2 separate regions of the Mus musculus genome follow, and region 2 is linked to region 1. Evidence: chromatin loops called from intact Hi-C (ENCODE). Cell type or tissue: heart. All regions are shown on one strand. Links, peaks and the distances in the headings refer to the core of each region. The heading gives the core; the rest is flanking DNA.

Region 1 (5,375 bases), core at 135-5,134:
AGCAATCACCCTTCCAAGCTAGTGGACCAGCCAGAGGTCAAGTGTAGATCCTTGAACAGTGCACAATGACTAGGGAAGCAGAGACTGCTGAGGAATGGAAGTCTAGACCTTCTGGTAAACCTTGCACCTATGCTCTTCTGCCTTCTTTGAAAGGTAACACTGCATGATCTAGTCTGCAATGCCATATATGCTCTATTCCTGCATAAAACCATCAACAATCGACCTCAGAGATTCCCAGAGTAAGAATTTCATGAAACACAAGCTGGCATCACTTCCCTCCCCCACCCCCCTAATTTAAATGCTCACTTCTTGTAGGTCTTTCCAGGAAACCTCCCTCAAATCTCTAGCTGTCTCTCAGGCAAAGTTCTAGATTTTGAACTTGTAGAAGGTGTCCCAAGGTTGGTCATCTTCCCAACTAAATTTCAGATGCCCCAGGTTAGAATCATGATTGCTTTCTAGACACTCTCACTTTTATAATTCCTGACATACCATGCAGTACTCGAATTAGTACTGGAGAAACGACAATACCATTAATGAACAAAGGCTGCAATGGGCAAATTAAGTAGTTTATACATTCAATCAATCAAAAGATGAGATTAACTAACTGAAACATGAAATTACATGGAATTTTCCAATTTTTAATATATTTTCTGTCTTTTATTTTTTCAAGCCTTGTCGTAGCAAACATCCCTGCTTTTTCTAACAATCTTTTTTTTTTAAGAATGAGCTATAAGTCACCTTAAGCAAACCTACTTGCTGCACACATACACACACACACACACACACACACACACAGAGAGAGAGAGAGAGAGAGAGAGAGAGAGAGAGAGAGACACTCAAAGACAGACCTGATTCTGGATGTGATTTGTAATAACAGAATTATTTTTTTTAAGTTTTCATGCGAAGTTTCAGGACTGAACCTGAAGCCACTGGCTCTGTTTCTTTTCAAGCCCATGCTGTCCCAGTCCACAGAACAACCAGAGACCCTTTTGTACTTACCTCCTGAAAAATGTTCGATGTTTTATTGTTAATCCTTTTGCCTCACCCCACCCTTTAATGACCACCTTCCTACCCTGAGAAGTCCTCTCAAGGATCATTAACCTCCTTCATAACTTAAGGACAAGCCTTCCTGTTGCCCACACTCCACTTATAAGAAAATAGGAGCTACTCTACTGGGCATGATTTGTGATTCCACTATAATTTTCCCATTAAGTCTCCAGTTTATCAGTCTCCTCTCCTACACATTCTGGTCTTTCCCTACCCTTTCTTCCCAGTCCCGCCCCCTGCCTCTTCCCCAACCCCCAAGAAGTGAACTGGTTTACCCAGCAGGTTTAGTCTTGCTTTGACCAGCTCATTGTTTCAATGTGATTACGATGCTGCCGGGCTTGAATCCACAGTTTATTAATTTCCAGGCATTTGCCATGTCCCTCTGTGGAGTGTCGTGTGAGGAGTAGTTGTGCGTGTGTGCACAGACAGTAACCAACACTCCTAGGATTGGCAGAGCCTCTGGTGACTAAGAAAACACTGTTGGTGGTGATCCAGGACTAGGGATGTAGCCAGTTAATAGAGCGCGCGGGCCAGTGTGCATGAAGCTGTGGGCTCAATCCCCAGAACCACACAGTGACAGATGTCTGTTATTTCAGGGTGGAAAGATGGAGGCAGGAGGACAGGAGTTCAAGGTCACCCTCAGCTAGACATCAAGTTCAGCCTGGGCTGCATGATGTTTCAGGTGAATCATATTATTTTAGAGGTGTATGGAATAAGATTTGAGAAGTGGAAGAGCAAGGTGAAAGGACGTGGCCAAGGTCATAGATTTAATACCTAGGAGAGCTGAGGGAAAAGCTGAGAGCTAGAGCTACCCAACCTCCGTTCACTGGGCTCATGCACAGGCATACAGCCTTCTGCCATGGCTCACATAGCAGTAAGAATTCAGGGTGTCCACAGATCTCAGCAAGGAATTATAGCTGCATACTGTAAGTGAACGCGCAAATGCAAAAAAAAAAAAAAAAAAAAAATGATGTTGAGCTCTTACAGAGAACAGCCTGCTAAAATTAGAGAGTTGCTATAGTGTGATTAAATTCAAATCTGCATCACATCTCCCTACCAAGCATCCAACATGCATTCCTCCTAGTGGCTCATTTAAAAAAAAAATTAAAGATGAATTTCACAAGTACCTTGAAGGGCTTTTCAAGTGATTTTCCTTTTGGCTTGATCAATACAGAGTTATCACTTCAGCGTGTGAAAATAGCTTTTCCACACAATCCCTGTGCACACAGCCACACGCACACACATATAAATCATTGGCAGCAGGTACTTTCAATTTGCTGGAAAATATTTCTAAGAAGTCAAAAAGCTCCAGCTGAATAAGCGTGCCTGCCTATTGGCTAAACGGACCAGTTGAAGGATCTGATTGGTCCCTGATCCTGAGGACCGATAAGACGGCTATAAAATCCCTGGGTGCAGCTCTTGGGCCCCCAGTTTGCAAAAGCCAGAGGTGCAAGAAGCAGCAGCAGCAGCAACAGCAGCAGCAGCAGCCGCCTGCCAGCCAGCCAGCCACACACACACACACACACACACACACACACACACACACACACACACACAGACAAATTCTTCCTCAAATCCTCACCTAAGCTTTCAGTATATCCAGATCCACATCTTCACTCAAGCCGGGAGAGGGAAAGAGGAAAGGGGGGGAGGAAAAAAAAAAGCCAACAACTTAGCGGAAACTTCTCAGAGAATGCTCCAAAACTCAGCAGTGATTCTGGCGCTGGTCATCAGTGCAGCTGCAGCGCACGAGGCGGAACAAAATGATTCTGTGAGCCCCAGAAAATCCCGGGTGGCGGCTCAAAATTCAGGTAAGCAAGAAAACCCAGGACCGGTTTCTCCCCCCAAAGATCTGTCCTCATTTGCCTCTCTCACTTTTGCATGTGTCTCTGTGACGGCTGATCTCAGTAATAAATGTGCTTCATGCCTGGTGATAATGAACTGCCAGTGTAATCCTATAGCCTTAGGAAGTGGAGTTCCTTTGTTTAATAAATTGCATGCAACTAACGAAGAAGCTGGGCGCTCTGCTGAGGGTATTTCATTGCATAAGCCTAGCCTGATTGCCTGAAATCTGGCACGTACCCTCTTGTTGGGGGGAGGGGGCGGGGAAAGGCTTGAATGTTGGCACGCCTCACAGCGGCTCTCTCTACTCCACAAGCTTGTGTTAAGGTAATGAGTGGCTTACCTGCTGCCATGCCTCTCCCTGCTCCTTTAAGACCTTGTAACTTGACTTCTCTACCTCTCCAGACAGCACACAGACAAGCCCCCTCCTCACACTGATTTGTGGAACCATAATCCTCAAGTCTGAAAAAAAGAAATTTTTTTCAGGGCGCATTCAGAAAAGGGGTGGGAGGACCTACACACCCCGTTCCCTATAAGCCTGCCTGTCTCCTTCCTCGCTCTCAGAGGCTCCATTCAATCGCCCATGCAGCCCGTGGTCCCTAGAAGGAAGTGCATTTGTAAAACGAAGCATTTCTTTCTCCATGGGGAAGGTCTTACTTTCCGCCCGACTCCCGCACCAGTTAACTGTATATGGTCCTGGCCTCCGGAGGCAAAGAAGCATTAGGACCCCTATGTCCCTTGACTTCTAGATCCTCGCAAACTCCTCTCCCCAACTGTTAACAGAGATGGGACCCCGCAGGTGTCAAAATGCTGCAGATGCTCCCCCTTGGAAGAGCGCAGGTCCCTGCCAGAGGAGGCCTTTTGCCTGGCTTCCTTTTGTACTTAGTTGCTATAGCGATGCCGTGATTCACAATTCGAGCTTGCCTAAAACAATAGCAGCCCTAATGCATATTAAAACTGCTTAAAGCAAAGTTATAATTTGAACCCGTGGAAATATATAATTAGGGAAATGACTTGTAACATCCCAGAGGCTGCGGGTGGTGGGAGGGGGGGCGGGGAAGCCTAACCTAACCAAACCATGCTTTTGATCTGGGAGGAGAATCCTACGGTATGAAGGCTACAGATCATTGCTTGCCGAGCTGCCTGCCAGAACACCCCTCCTTCTGTGGGAGAGAAATTACTTTTATGGCAGATCTTATCCAGAATGCAGAAAACCCGGTGCAAGTTCTTTGCGGTTTTCTTCCAGCCTTTCACAAGGAGTGCCTTGAACCCGTCACTCCACACCTGTGTTTCTCCTTTTTTGAAAAGAAGCCTTTTTAATATGAGAGATTATTCATACCTCTAAGCGCTGGACGGTGGTTGGGGGGCTGGGTGGATACAAAGGGCTCAGATTCCTTGTCTGCCAGTGCCTTCATGGGTTAAAAGCTCTCTTTGGGAAGGGTCTCCCTCCAAATGGACTCAGCAAATTATTCTCTGCCATTTGGGTTAAAATACCATGCTTTTTACTCTAGACTGCATTTTTCAGAGGGCAGATAGATTCTCTCTGGTCCTCCCCCAACTCCATCATGAGCCTGACCTTCAGTCACTGCCTACAGCCTACCCAAGCTCTCAAGTTCCAAGGGACAGCCTTTGATTCCTGTCACCAACAGAAGACACTATGCATTACAAGGTCTCTATCCTTAATTCTCTAGCCATCAAAATGCATAGAAGGGTGAGACCCAGAGAGAGCACGTGCCTAAGGGAGAAGACACTACCCCTATCATGAGTCTCAGAAGGAAAAACGTCCTTCCCCCAACCTCTTTCTCACCCCAATTTTCTTCCAATTGTTGTATTTAATGGAATCCCAAATCAAATTCCGAGGGTAAGTTAAGATCATGTGCCCTTGGTATTAGACTTTTACACCTACTGGATTCTACCAGAGCCCCCTTGGCTTGACCCAGACTGGTTCTGCTTGTCTCTTCCAGCTGAAGTGGTTCGCTGCCTCAACAGTGCCCTGCAGGTTGGCTGCGGGGCTTTTGCATGCCTGGAAAACTCCACATGTGACACAGATGGGATGTACGACATTTGTAAATCCTTCTTGTACAGTGCTGCTAAATTTGACACTCAGGTAACTGGACCTTGCCTTTAGCTCCCACTGGCTGCTTGTCTTTTTAACAGAGTGCTTGTTACTCTTCTTAAGAGCCCCAAAAGCCAACCTTGCTCCCCAGCCTTCTAACCAGGCTCATCCCAGGCTTGCAAACATGCTCCAGAACGCATGCGTGTGTGTATGCGCACAGATACACCAACACAGGTTGGGGGCATATGCACACCAAGTTTAGACCAGGAATAAAGGGTTGGCAGAGGCTGGCTTATAATATGAGGGATGATTAGCAGAAAAGCATTTTTGCTTTGAGAGGAAATAAAAATGTCCTCCTCTGAGTGACCTGGCATGCTATCTGAAATTCCCAGTTACCAGTCTTAACCCCAAGAACATAAAACTGATTCTG
Region 2 (5,375 bases), core at 293-5,292, 61 kb after region 1:
AACAAACACAGACAGAAGAGAGACAGACAGGGAAACCATTGTTTAGGTAAGAACTCGTGTATTCTGGATGCTTGTTATTATGTTCATTGACATCTCTTCTCAGAGAGAAATGCAGAACACAGTGTGGGGAGGTGAAAAGGGCAGGAACTGGAAATGCTGTAGAGAGGTGTGAGGGATGGATGTGACCAAGATTATATTATTGTGTGAACTTCTCAAAGAATTAGCAAAACTATATGATTGTTTTAAAACTGCTCCCTTGGGGATGAAGAGATTGTTCAGCAGCAGAGAGCACTCTTGTAGAGGAGTTGAGCTTCCTTCCCAGGATGTTCATCAGACAGCTCACAACTTCCTTTAACTCCAGCTCCAGTGGGAATCTGATGCCCTCTTCTGGTAGACACAGGCATCTGCACACACACACACACACACACACACACACCTAACTGAACTGTAATTGTGTAAGGGGACTTTGATACTCTTGGGAAGTGCACCTAAGGTGTACAGAAATGAATGTCTCCAACTTTCTCTCCAAGGTTTGGGGCAGGTGAACAGAGAGATAATAGAACAAATAAGCAAAGGGGGTTAGCGTCAACACATAATAGCAGAGAGTAATTGCCTTGAGACTGGAGGGAGGAAAAGTGGACAACCATTGTCTAACATACCCAGTTTTAGTTCTCCAAAAATGGAGATTTATGGAGATAGATAGTAGTGAGATGCCACGAATAAATTTAATGTCGCTGCACTTGAACACAGTTATGGTAGTTAGTTCTGTGTTATGTGTGCTTCACCATGATTTTTCAAAATTAGGAGGAAAACCCAAACAGAAGAAACACACGCTAGCTGGTGACTCTACTAAAAGGGATCTTCTATACTCTGTGCCAACTTGCTGGAATTATCTTGAAATTATGTCAGTTATCAAAAAAAATCATTGTGTACAAAAAAGTAGACCTAACACATAGGGTGTCAGAAGTCAACTCTGCACATATCACAAATCAGGAGAGAACCTCGGGAGTCCCAGGTGATGGTTGAGGGGTTCAGCTACTGTGCTTTATAGGGAAAATTCCTGCATGACAGCCGGCCCACACTTTGGCTGGGCTGGGCTTGGCTCTTTGACAACTTCCAAGGAGATACTCTGGGAAAATCCCAGCGCACGTGTTTGAGCACTGTCTAGCACTGCCACTGGAAACCCTGCCCTGAGACAGGTTCACCCTTGAGACTCTGTCCAATGGAAAAGGAAGTTGGTGGAACAATAAGTTATAATTACAAGGGAGACTAGATGGCTGAGACTCTGGGAACAACTGACACTTCTCTCTGCTGCTTGGAGCAAGTCAACATTAACTCTTAAAACTGCATGGCGCTCCTATAGGCCCAGACACTGTCTTCTAGCTTCCACAAGTGAGTTGCAGGTACCAAAACTACCAGTTCCTTTCAATATAGGGGGAAAAAAGTAGACAAATCTGGACACATTAGACAGTATCCCCTAGCCCTCTGGCCTCCTCTTGGAGCAGGCTACTTCTCTGCGGCTCTTATGCAGTGACCCTAGGAAGCCCAGAGTGGACTTACAATGTTCAAATTCACCATAAATCTGCAAAGAATTAATTCAAAGACTTCCAAGGCAATGCACAGATGCTCAGGGAAAGCTCGGGAACGCCTGGTCACAATTGAAACTGAGTCAAGTCAGGAAGTCATTCACATGCCAGGGCCATTTCCTCTGCCTCCCCCACACCTCACACCACTGCCCTGGAAGTCAGTTCTCACAGTGTTCAGTGAGTCAGGCCTAAGCACTTTGATTACGGCTCAGCTGATGTCATCCACCAGAGCAGGGGGGGTGGGGGGACGCCCACTGCATCAGAGGAAGAGACATTTGACTGAGACCCATCCACCCTCCAGCCCTCTGGGGAGCCTGACATTTCCAAGACAGGGAAAACAAACTTCCTTTTTTTAAAGAACTATGCTTTCAGTGTGGGAAAGAAAAAAAGAAGAAGTGGGGGGGGTGAGGGGGGAGAGAATTGGAGAAGGTCAGTGCGTGTTCACCCTTGGCTGGGAGCCCACAACCAGGAAAGTTTCTGTTCTCTCAGAAAAGGTAAGCGAATCATAGTGTCCTGTAGGTCAGTCAACAGCTGATCCAAGTCACTGCACGTACTCAAAGGACCTTGACCCAACAGAGCCCGGAAGGCAAAATGGCCTAACTCCCTCCCAACTCAGCTCCTGCTTTTAATCCTCATGCTTGCTCCCAGAGTCATCGTTGGTACTGGTATGAGGAGGAGGGATTTAAGATGGATTATTTCCCACAGTGCTCTGTCACTCATTTTTGCATAAATTATTGTTGTAGTTTTAGTTCTGTTGCTAGGAAAATATATATATATATATGTCTTGACTAAGAGCAACTTAATGGAGAAAGGGTTTGGTTGGTTGAGCTCACAGTCCCAGGGCAGAGTCCATAGAGTTCCTTATAGCAGAGAAGTCTTAGCAACAGGAGCTTAGGACAGTCACAGCACACCCATAGTTAACAGCAGAAAAAACGAATACACACATGCTCTCTACTTAGCTGGTCTTTTCCACTCTGTTGACTCAAAGACCCAAACTCACAGGATGGTGCTGGCCATGGTGGGCTGGGTCTTCCCACATCAGTTAATGCATTCAAGGCAATGTCACATAGTCAGGCCCGCAGGCCAACCTAATCTAAACAAGCCCTCACTGAGACTCTCTTCCTAGGTGATTCCAGGTTGTGCAACATTGCCAATTAAAACTATTGTAATTATCTTATCTGAACCTGACAATTTTACTGGGTAGTGATGATGGCAGTCTTATTTGATAATTGAGGGATATGGAACACTGAAAGATGAAGTAATTAGTCCAAGAAAACATAGCAAACAAGTGGTAAGGGTCAGGGTTTTAAGCCAAGCAATGTAGACAGATGATGTCCAATCAAAACTTATACAAAGATTGTAGGTTTGTTTTTCTATATTGTGCATAGGGTTGTCATTAGTTCCTACATGGGACTCAATTCATGTGCAACTAGAAAACTAGGTTTTGAAATTGTAATTTCATCTTAACTAGGTTAAATATAAACCCTCAACTATTGCTAAAAATGATCCTATTGGACAGCACAGACTGACAAATTCAGAACAAAAATATTAATATTTACCACGTGCCACATAGTGAACAACAGTATGTAGGACAGCCCTGGCCTTTTTTAATTAGATTGTCAGGTTCAGATAAGATAATTACAATAGTTAGTTTTAATTATATAATTGATTATATGGACATTAATCTCCCCCCTTGAAGGCAGAGCAGAGTATCATGAACCTGTAAGGAAAGGCATGGACTGTAGGGGGCAGGCTCCTTTCTCTGTGATCGCTCCAGCTTGTGTCAAGTTGACACACAAAGTCAGCCAGTACACCCAGCATATAAGAATGATGCTACAGAAAGATCCACCACTAGTCACCTCCCCTCCAGTCTCTCATATTATATAAACAAGGCTCTGCAAGGCACTATGCAAGACGATGCACAAGCTAATGCAGGTAGGCCTTTAAAGGAGACAACCAGGATGGCGAGTGTGGACTGGATGGTCAATAAAATGTGATGTTTGATCTTTACCGCCCACTTGAATAAATTTAGATTCACGAGAACATGGATGAGTAAAAAGCTCTTGGTGTGTCTTGATTTCTCTTATGGTTCCTATGATGAAATACCCCAACAAAAGCAACTGATGGGAGCAGGATGTGTTCTGTCTGACAGTTCTAGGGAACAGTCCATCAAGGCTGGCAAGTCACAACAGCAGAAGCATAAAGAAATTGGTCATACCAGTGCTTCTCAGCCTTCCTGATGCTGCAACTCTTTAATACAGTTCCTCACATTGTGGTGACCCCCAACCATAAAATTATCTTTGTTGCTACTTCATAACGATAATGTTTCTACTGTTATGAATCATAAGGCAAATCTGTGTTTTCCAATGATCTTAGGTGAACCCAAAGGGCTGTTGGACCCCAAAGAGGTTGTCACCCAGATATTGAGAACTGTTGGATCATACTGCACTCAATTGGGAAGCAGGGAGTGATGAACCCCAGTACCCTTCTCACGGTCTTCATTTTATATAGTCATCACACCGCAGGAGACCCTAAGCCATCTTAAGTCTGCCTAGGAAGAATGGCCTGGGTTCCCTCATTCTTAGAAGGAATGTGCTAAGCTCAAGAGGGGAATCCCTGGGGATGAGGAGCCAGAAATGTCTGTGAATAATCAGAGCAGTCTCAAAGAGCTTGCATTGTAATAAAAGGCTTTCCAGAAATCACAGTGTTTCTCCAATGCCTCCCTTTTATAGTTAGGTAAGCTAAGGCTTGCAGAAGAGACGGTATCCATGTTCACACAGCAGGTACAGCTGAGGCCAGGGTTCATGTTAGGGACCCCCCCCCCAGACTCTACTGTAGAATTTGAATATGGCTGAGTGCCCAAAGTTCTGTATTTAAGGTTTGGTCTTGGGGTAGCACTACTGGGAGGTATTGTGAACCATTGTGAACCTATCAAAGGAGGTACTTAAATCATGGGGTGGGGGAGTTGTCCTTGAAAGGAATTAAGAAACCTTGTTTGTCTTCTAATTTTCTGGCTTGAGAGATGGTCATTTTGCTACTTTGTGCACTTCCATGATGGTATACTGCCTGCCACAAGCCTCCCTCGCCACAGCACAGTGCCCCTGAACTTCTAAATCTGGCCCAAAGAAAAAGTTTGCTTTGTAAGTTAGTTACCTTAAGTATTTTGTCATAGCAATGTGAAACAACTGTTATATCTCTTCTAGCATCTCTCTCTAGATTTACGTGAATGCAAAGTATCCTTCCCATTACTGACTTTAGTATACCACACAAAACAAAAGAACAAGCCCTTCTAATGATGCCTTTGGGACACTTTCAATTAAACCATTTACCTGGAAGCAGTTTGTTATTAAAAGCAGGCCAACACAAACTAGACTCAGTGAGGTTTTTCTGGCGTGGGGCACAAAGTTGGGTAGGTAGAGAAATAGGAGTGGATCTGAGAAGAAAGTTGGAGTAGGGGAAATGAATAAAAATTCTCAAAGAATTAATGAAAAGTTTAAAGCAGGCGATCTTCTTTCAAGGGCCTTATCCATTGTTTTCCGACCTCAGTATTTTCCAAAGGCTCAAGCTGATCCAGGAAAGAAAAACTTCTGCAGCCAGATAAATGTTAGCATCCATTAAGGTGACAAAAATTAAATCCCACAGTGTTTGCTGCCCCTACAGGAAGATGATGGGCATAAGGCTTGGTTTGACTCTCTGAGTTTCCTCCCAGCAAACTTAAACATTTTTTTATTTGGGTCTCCCAGGCAAGGCAATACATTTTCCTCTCTCCCTTTCTAAACAATTCATATT

Evidence for each region. A loop is a pair of places that touch in the nucleus more often than their neighbours do. Peaks named below come from ENCODE experiments on the same cell type or tissue, not always from the same donor. Only the 100,000 strongest peaks of a DNase experiment are listed, where the experiment ranks them.
Region 2: a loop joins it to region 1, with 7 times the contacts of the local background. A loop is called at or near these places in 4 of 42 quality-filtered maps.

The regions. Positions count from the first base shown.
Region 1 is chr14:69,026,650-69,032,024 of GRCm38, forward strand. Stc1 (stanniocalcin 1) reads left to right here and starts at 2,640. Exons shown (of 4, transcript NM_009285.3): 1 at 2,640-2,858; 2 at 4,854-4,996. The coding sequence starts at 2,741. It overlaps Gm41192 (a long non-coding RNA gene), which reads right to left and starts at 3,841. Exons shown (of 4, transcript XR_003951016.1): 1 at 3,547-3,841; 2 at 3,233-3,351. In heart, for the core only: no CTCF peak of the experiment used is centred there; DNase peaks (open chromatin) are centred at 2,462, 2,822 and 3,132; H3K4me3 peaks cover 2,208 bases; H3K27ac peaks cover 1,673 bases; H3K27me3 peaks cover 538 bases.
Region 2 is chr14:69,087,506-69,092,880 of GRCm38, forward strand. No RefSeq gene overlaps it. Among named protein-coding and RNA genes, the nearest start is that of Gm41192, 60 kb to the left of the region's middle. In heart, for the core only: CTCF peaks have their summits at 3,335 (motif pointing right) and 5,252; DNase peaks (open chromatin) are centred at 1,156, 1,756 and 2,136; H3K27ac peaks cover 1,132 bases.